2 separate regions of the Homo sapiens genome follow, and region 1 is linked to region 2. The links are chromatin contacts, found by Hi-C in ENCODE. All regions are on one chromosome and are shown on one strand. The core of a region is the stretch at or near the end of the contact, and the rest is flanking DNA. Distances in the headings are between cores, read along the strand shown.

Region 1 (3,420 bases), core at 685-3,184, 4.5 Mb after region 2:
GGGAAGTGACATGTCCAAGGTCACAGAAGTGGAAGAGACAGTGCCAAGGCCAAGGCCCAGGAAAGGGCCTGGCTCCAGAGCCCTTTCCATTTACTTTACACCCATCTGTTGAGGTCTGCTCTGGCTCTAAAATGAAAGCATTAAGAGCCTTCCCGCTGAGGTCAATACTATTATTACCACTCCCACTCTGTCCTGGTGGAAAGTAAGGCACTGAAGTTACTCGTCTAAGGCCACGAAGGTGAGTGGTGGGGCTGGGACTTGAACCCAGGCCTGCCCAGTCCCAGAGCTCTTGGGGAATACAACCCAGTGCCTGCACACACTCTGGCAGTGCACCAGGGAGGGGCCAGGCCGGGTGCCCGGATGGATGGATAAGACATGAGATAAGCAAGCAGGAATCTGATCTGGATGTTCTCTGAGGCCGTGCGTGGCCGGAGGACCACAGGGACTGCGCAGAGGCAGGCAGGTGAATGTCAGCAGCGTTTAGCCAAAGAGGCTTACGGTCTTCAGAGGAGCTAAGCCAGGATCAACGCAACTGTGCTTCCCGGCGCTGGGGTCAATCGGATCCCCAGATGGGTTCTAAGCACTGCGCAACATGGGACCTGGGAGCAGGACACCGCAAAGAGCAGACCAAGCCATTCCTTCCCTAAAGCCCTGACCATCCCCCGGACTGGGCTGGGTCAAAATGCCTTCCCTGGCTCCCACAGCCCCCAGACCTCTCCATCAGGGGTCTGGTCACCTTGGATGGCGACTCTGTCGCCCGGGTCTCAGTCTCTGCCTTCCACCCAGACTCCAAGCCCTTGTTCATCTCCCTGCTCCCTGTCTCTAGTGCCCGGCACAGGGCCTGGCACTGGAAAAACTTCTGCCTCCACTCACTCCTGCCTTCTGTGTCTGTGGGTCACTTTTCTGTGCGACTCTGCAGGTCCCAGAGCACTCATCCACATGAATTGGGGTCAGCTCCCTGGACTGGGGGTCGGGGTGGGGTGTCAGGAGGGCGGGGCTCCACTCTGATCCACTCGGCACAGGGGAGGGAGGCCTCAGGAGTCGCCACCCGATCCAGTCCCCGCCTTCGCCCTGCCCCGTGGGCCACGCGGTGGCTGACCTTGGCCCAGTCACTTCCCCCGCTGGGGACGCGCTTCCTCCCCGCCTGCCGAGCAAGGACGAATGAATGGGCCTCCTGCCGGCCAGAATCCCCGTAATTACCCGCCTGATCAAAGGCCACGCGCAGCCCGCCCGGGGCAGCAACGGGACCCGGGCTGACTCGAAAAGGGGAAGGAAGGGCTGGGGGGGCCGAGGGCTGAGACCGTGCCCTCGGGGCCGCGGTATCCGGCCAGGCCAGCCCAACCGCGCGGCCCCTTCCCCCACCTGGGCCTCAACTTCCCCCCGAAGTCGCCACCACTTCCGGCCACGACCGGCGGAGTTGGAACTTCGGGGGGACGGACAGCGGCCCCACCCCCGACGGCCCGCAGCAGAGGGACCCCCACCGAGGCCCCCGCTCCTGCCCCCGCCACGCGCACGCGCGCGCCCTGGACCCGGACCCGCGCACGCGCACCCCCCCTCCAGCCCCGCTCGCCGCCCGCGGGCCGCCCGGGCGCGCGTCCCCTCCCACAGCTCTTCGGCGCGCACGCGCACTCCCCCCGCCCGCGTCACCCCGGCCGCGCGCCCACTCACGCCCCCCCAGCAGCGCGCACGCGCGCCCGCCGCCCAGTCGCGCTCGCCCTCCAGTCTCCCCACCCACCCCCAGCCCAAGCCCAGCTTCCCGAAGCGCGCGCCCACCTGGCCCCCAGCGCACGGCCCCCGCCCCCACCCCTCACCTCCTTGGTCCCGGGGCCGCCGCGCCGCACTCCTCCTCCTCTCTCCTGCCTCGCGGATGGTGGCAGCGGCGGCAGCGGCGACTCAGACCCTGGGGTCAGGGGGACGGGCGCCCAGGCCGGAAGTGACCTTCCCGGCCGCTTCCGCCCGCGCCGCTCCCCCCCTTCTCCCTACTCCCTGCCCCCCGGGCCGCCACCCTGTCCTCGCCGCTCTAGGAAGGCGAGCCCGCTATCCCGGCCACCGCCCCCAGCTCTGTGGTGCCCGGCGGGCGCCTGAGGGAGCCACTTCCGGAAGTGTCTAGGACGCAGGTCCTCCGTCCATGCTCTATGGCGCCCCGCGCCGAGGGGCTTCGGCCCCGCCCCCTTCCCGGACAGGAGGTGCGGGCTGGGCCCGTTAGGCGGAGACTTCCGGGTGTCTAGGGCGGTGCCCCCCCGACAACCCGGGCTCCTCGCGCCTGCGCGGCCGGGTCCCCGGGCCCGCCGTGAGGAGAGTGAAGTGGTGGAGAGGGACGCTCGTGCCACCCCGGGTCCTCCTACCGTCTCTATCATGGTAACCCCTTCTCTGCCGCTGCACCTCCCAGTGGCCCGAGTCCAGGTGCCTTAGTTACTGGACAGAGACCCCGGGTTCCTTAGTTACTGGACAGAGAGTGCTGCGCTTCAGGTGCCATGGCCTCAGTTTCCTCCTTTCTGAAGTGATGAAAATACATTGTGCGCCTCCAAGTGCTTCACACGCACTAGGTCCTAGTCCTAACTAGGGCCTCATGGTAGGTCCTATCCCTATGTTGCAGGTGAGGAGTCAAATCACCTACCAAAAGTCACACACCCGGAATGCCAGAGCCTCGGCCCGAACCCATGGAGTTTGGCTCTAAATTCGTGTATTTAACCCTTGACTGTACACACTGCCTCGTGTCATAGCCCTGAGAATCCACTACTTCCCCCGCGTTAGGTAGGCACCTAGTAAGGACGCACTGGGTGTTAGCTGTTACTGTTGGTATTCTTGCAAAAAACACATATTTTAAAATAATTGTCCAAACCATAGTGTCCTTGTAGGCTGGTCCTTCTGGTCCTTCCTCTGTTCTGTACTTGGCTGACTCTCACCTAAGTGGCAGATGACTTATCGCTTATAATTGTTATCATCCTCACTGGTAGTCAGAAAAGATAAGAAGCTATAATTCACTGGTGGAATAACACCTTTCTCAGCCTCAATTTCTCATCTGTGGAATGGGAAAAAATAAGATAACCTGCAAGGTAATATGTGTAAGAGCTGCTTAGTTCAATACCTGGCCCATAGTAAGTTCACAAAAATGATGGTGGTTATTATTACCTATTAGCAGTGTTACATATAAGTCTATTGTTGTGGCCACTGTATACCCTCAAAGCTCAGTGAGCATCAATCATAAGATGTATATTATTGATTTAATAACATCTTTCCATGGGGTGGGGTGAACAGTGCTGTGTTAACTGTGTGTGTCAATAGGAGGATATCTGTGTCCCTCCTTCAGAAATATCACAAAGGTAAATTTTTAAATATATCTTAGAACAGAAGGAAGTGTGGCCGGGTGCAGTGGCTGACACCTGTAAATCTCAACACTTTGGGAGGCAGAGGCAGACG
Region 2 (3,106 bases), core at 381-2,880:
GAAGGAAGGAATTAGGGATGGCAGAAAGGAGATAAAATAAACTCTACTTTTAAAAGAAACCAGGTGGGGTGAGTGGGAGGGCTTCCCTGTGACCTTGGCCTCAGGGGCTCTTTCTGGCTTCCAGATAAGATACCCCTCAGCTTTGCACTGGGTCTCCTGAGGCTTGGAAGTTATGTCCACAGTGAGGTTGGTGTAGAGGGGCAGCCACTCTTTGGAGAGCAACCTGTAGCCCAGACAGTTGATGCCATCATCAGAGGATCCAGGGATCGGAGGATTGGCGGATCCGGGACAGAAGGCGAGGCCTGGAGGATGGGGAGGGGCAGCCATGTGAGCCTCAGGGAGGACCCAGAACCAACCACCCCACTTCCAACACTGATTCACCTCCAGGGCCTCTGCTTGTGGCCAGGATCTTCCCCCTCCAGCATATGGTAGCCTCTGAAAAGCAGGTGGGGCTGGGAGAGGAGCATCCCGCTTAGTTTCACCCTTCCAGAGACACAGGAAGGCATGGAGGCCAAACACCTGTCTCTGACAGGGTCCCCATGCCACAGCCCAGCCCTCCAGTCCAGGGTAGCCCATGTCCCCCTCAGCCCAGGGCGGCCCATACCTGCCTCATCATGTCAGGACCTGCAGCTCCTGCCTCCCACCTGGCAGTGATGTCATCCTCATCATCCCAACCCCACTACACGTTGGAGAAGCCATTTATCTTCAGGTAGTGAGTGGGGTGCAGGGCAAACACCCCTCCAAGGCACAAGCTAACGGCTTAATTGCTGTTGTTTCCCCATGTTCTGGCTTGCAGCACTTGTAACCTCTGGGCTCCTGCAGCCCTTAACATCTGATACCTTTACATTAAGATTTATCATCCTTATCTCTGGACCAGGCTGAATACACCTGTGTCCCGGTGCATCTGGCCAGCGGGTCAAAGGGCCTAGCACACAGATTAACAAATGAATGAGTTCCAGTTACCAAAGTTCAATCCTTGAGGTGGACAGAAGACGCCCAAGGCGTGTCTCCCATCACCCTTCACTCTCAATCCTCCTTATCAAGGGCCTCACGGGAATAGTGATAAGATCTCAGAATATACAGGAGGGAGCAGTTTCGGGAAGGGGGGCATTGGAAGGAAGTGGAGGGCTTGGATCTGGGGAGCAAGCGGGGAGAGTGCTCCGTTCCTTGGTTTTGGGATCTTGCCTTACGGGTCTCACCTGCCCTCCATCCTGGCTTCCACCTGGCAGGGTGTGTTTGTGTCAGAAAGACGATTGTGCGTAACTGTTCACCGCGTCCACGTCCCGAGAGTTGCGCACGCGTGGAGATCTGCAAAACGCTCCCTTTCAGCTCCGCGCATGCACAGAGACCCCACCCCGCAAGTCCTTGCCCTTCGGCCTGGGCAGGCGTCCACTCCCATGGCTGCAGGGCGCGCCGAAGAGCCCACTCTGCATCCCCGAGACGCGGCCCAATCCTAGGAATGTGCTTAGCGCAGGTGCTATCTTCCCTTTTCACATTCCCAATCTCTTTCTCCGCCCCCTCAAACTCTTGCCATACTCCCACAACAGCAGAAAATCTGAAAAAAAAGTCCATCCCATCTTTGCACTGACAGCAGTGCACAGCAGCTGGCAGAGAATTCTGGCACGGCTATTGTGCTTGCGCAGGCGCAGACGGGAAGCGGGCCGGACCGGCCTAGTACACTCTGGGAGGCGTGCGCAGAATGCGCAGCGCTGCCGCGAGGATCTCTGGGAACTGTAGGCCCAGTTTGTCCGAGAGCCGCAAGTGTTTCGGGACGACGCAACGCAGGGGCACCTGGGAGTCGTAGGCGGATGGGCCCAAAGCCTTCCGGGAGTCGTAGTCCTTCCGCCCGCTCCTCGTTTCTTTGGAGGTTGGCCCTTCCAGCTCCAGTTCTGCCCAGGTGAGCGCCCATCCCGCGGCCGGCCGGTCCTGGCCCTTTGTCGCGATGACGTGGCGGAGTTGAGGGTCTCTGTATTTCTCTCCCCCGCGTTCTGGTAGGCGTCCCTGGAAAGATGGCACCCTTTTCCGTGATCTCTCAATCCCTCTCTCCGGGTGGGAGTGCTCTAAGCAGCTGTTGTACCTGCTGACCCGCTTTGGATTCTGCGGCCCAGCCTGACACCTTCTCACTCTCGCCCTTCAACCTGGGTGCAGTGCGAGTGCACCCTCCTCTGTCCTGGTTACAACACAGAGTGGTCAGGGCTGGCCCAGGGGGTGCTCAGGAGGCTGTGGGAACACAGAGGAGGTGCTAGACCCAGCCCAGGGTTCAGGAAAGACCTTACAGAGCAAAGGACCTCAAATCTACCACATCCAAACGAAATCCCAGATTCCCTGTCCTAAACCTGCTCCTCTCACAATCTTTCTGCCTCCTCCCCACTAACTGTCCATCCAAGTGCTCAAGCCAAAATCTTGGAATGGTCGCCAGTGTTCTGTTTCTCTCATCCGCTTCCCTCCCGCAACCAAATCTTGTGTGAGTCTCATCGTCTCTATCTCCAGAAGAGGCCCAGAATCTAACCACTTCTCTCCACTTCCACTGTCTCCATTCTGCTCCGAGCTACCGTTACTCCTCACCTGCATCACTGCAGGGGCCTCCTCACTGTTCTGTTTCTTCCCTTGCCACACTCCACCCTCTATTCAGGCACAGTGCCAGGAAGCCTGTGGAAATATAAATCAGATCCTGTCACCAGTCACTACCCTGCCCCCCAGCTTAAAATCATCCAGTGGTTCCCATCTCAGAATAAAATCCAAGCTCCTTATCCTGCCAACCTCTAAGCTTCTGGTCCTTTCTGGTCGTCCTCAGTCACAACACACTTTCCAATGGGCTGAACACAGCCAGGCCCTGCCCTTCATGTCCTTTGCATTTGCTATTAACTCAATTTGGAGCATTCTTCCCACCCTGACCCAATATCTGTCTACTCATTTTGTTGGCCTCAGCTCAAAGGCCTCCAGCCACCCTAAAGAACCCCCTCCCTGTTCCCCCCCCCCCAGTCATACCACCAAAGATAATTCCCTCGTATTTGGAAAGCATCTTAGTCATTTACTTCCTTATCCATGGCCTGGTTCCTCCATTAGAACATCAGTGCCCTGACAGCTGCAACCTTTCCTATCTTGC

Evidence for each region. Hi-C counts contacts between places; a loop is a spot of excess contacts on that map. Pooled maps may share reads with other maps.
Region 1: a loop to region 2 is called in a pooled map, with 28 times the contacts of the local background. The contact joins the promoter of ZNF787 here to the promoter of LINC01530 in region 2. A Hi-C loop is called at or near these places in 8 of 50 pooled maps.

Annotation. Positions count from the first base shown.
Region 1 is chr19:56,119,361-56,122,780 of GRCh38, forward strand. ZNF787 (zinc finger protein 787) reads right to left here and starts at 1,935. Exons shown (of 3, transcript NM_001002836.4): 1 at 1,812-1,935. LOC124904772 (a long non-coding RNA gene) reads left to right here and starts at 2,250. Exons shown (of 2, transcript XR_007067348.1): 1 at 2,250-2,572. RefSeq lists enhancers at 980-1,274, 1,702-2,417 and silencers at 1,022-1,071, 1,152-1,471, 1,762-1,841, 1,852-1,971, 2,062-2,431.
Region 2 is chr19:51,592,750-51,595,855 of GRCh38, forward strand. It overlaps LINC01530 (long intergenic non-protein coding RNA 1530), which reads right to left and starts at 1,631. Exons shown (of 2, transcript NR_034159.1): 1 at 1,200-1,631; 2 at 1-302. RefSeq lists enhancers at 75-710, 711-1,346, 1,347-1,982, 1,729-2,038, 2,249-2,298 and a silencer at 2,381-2,548.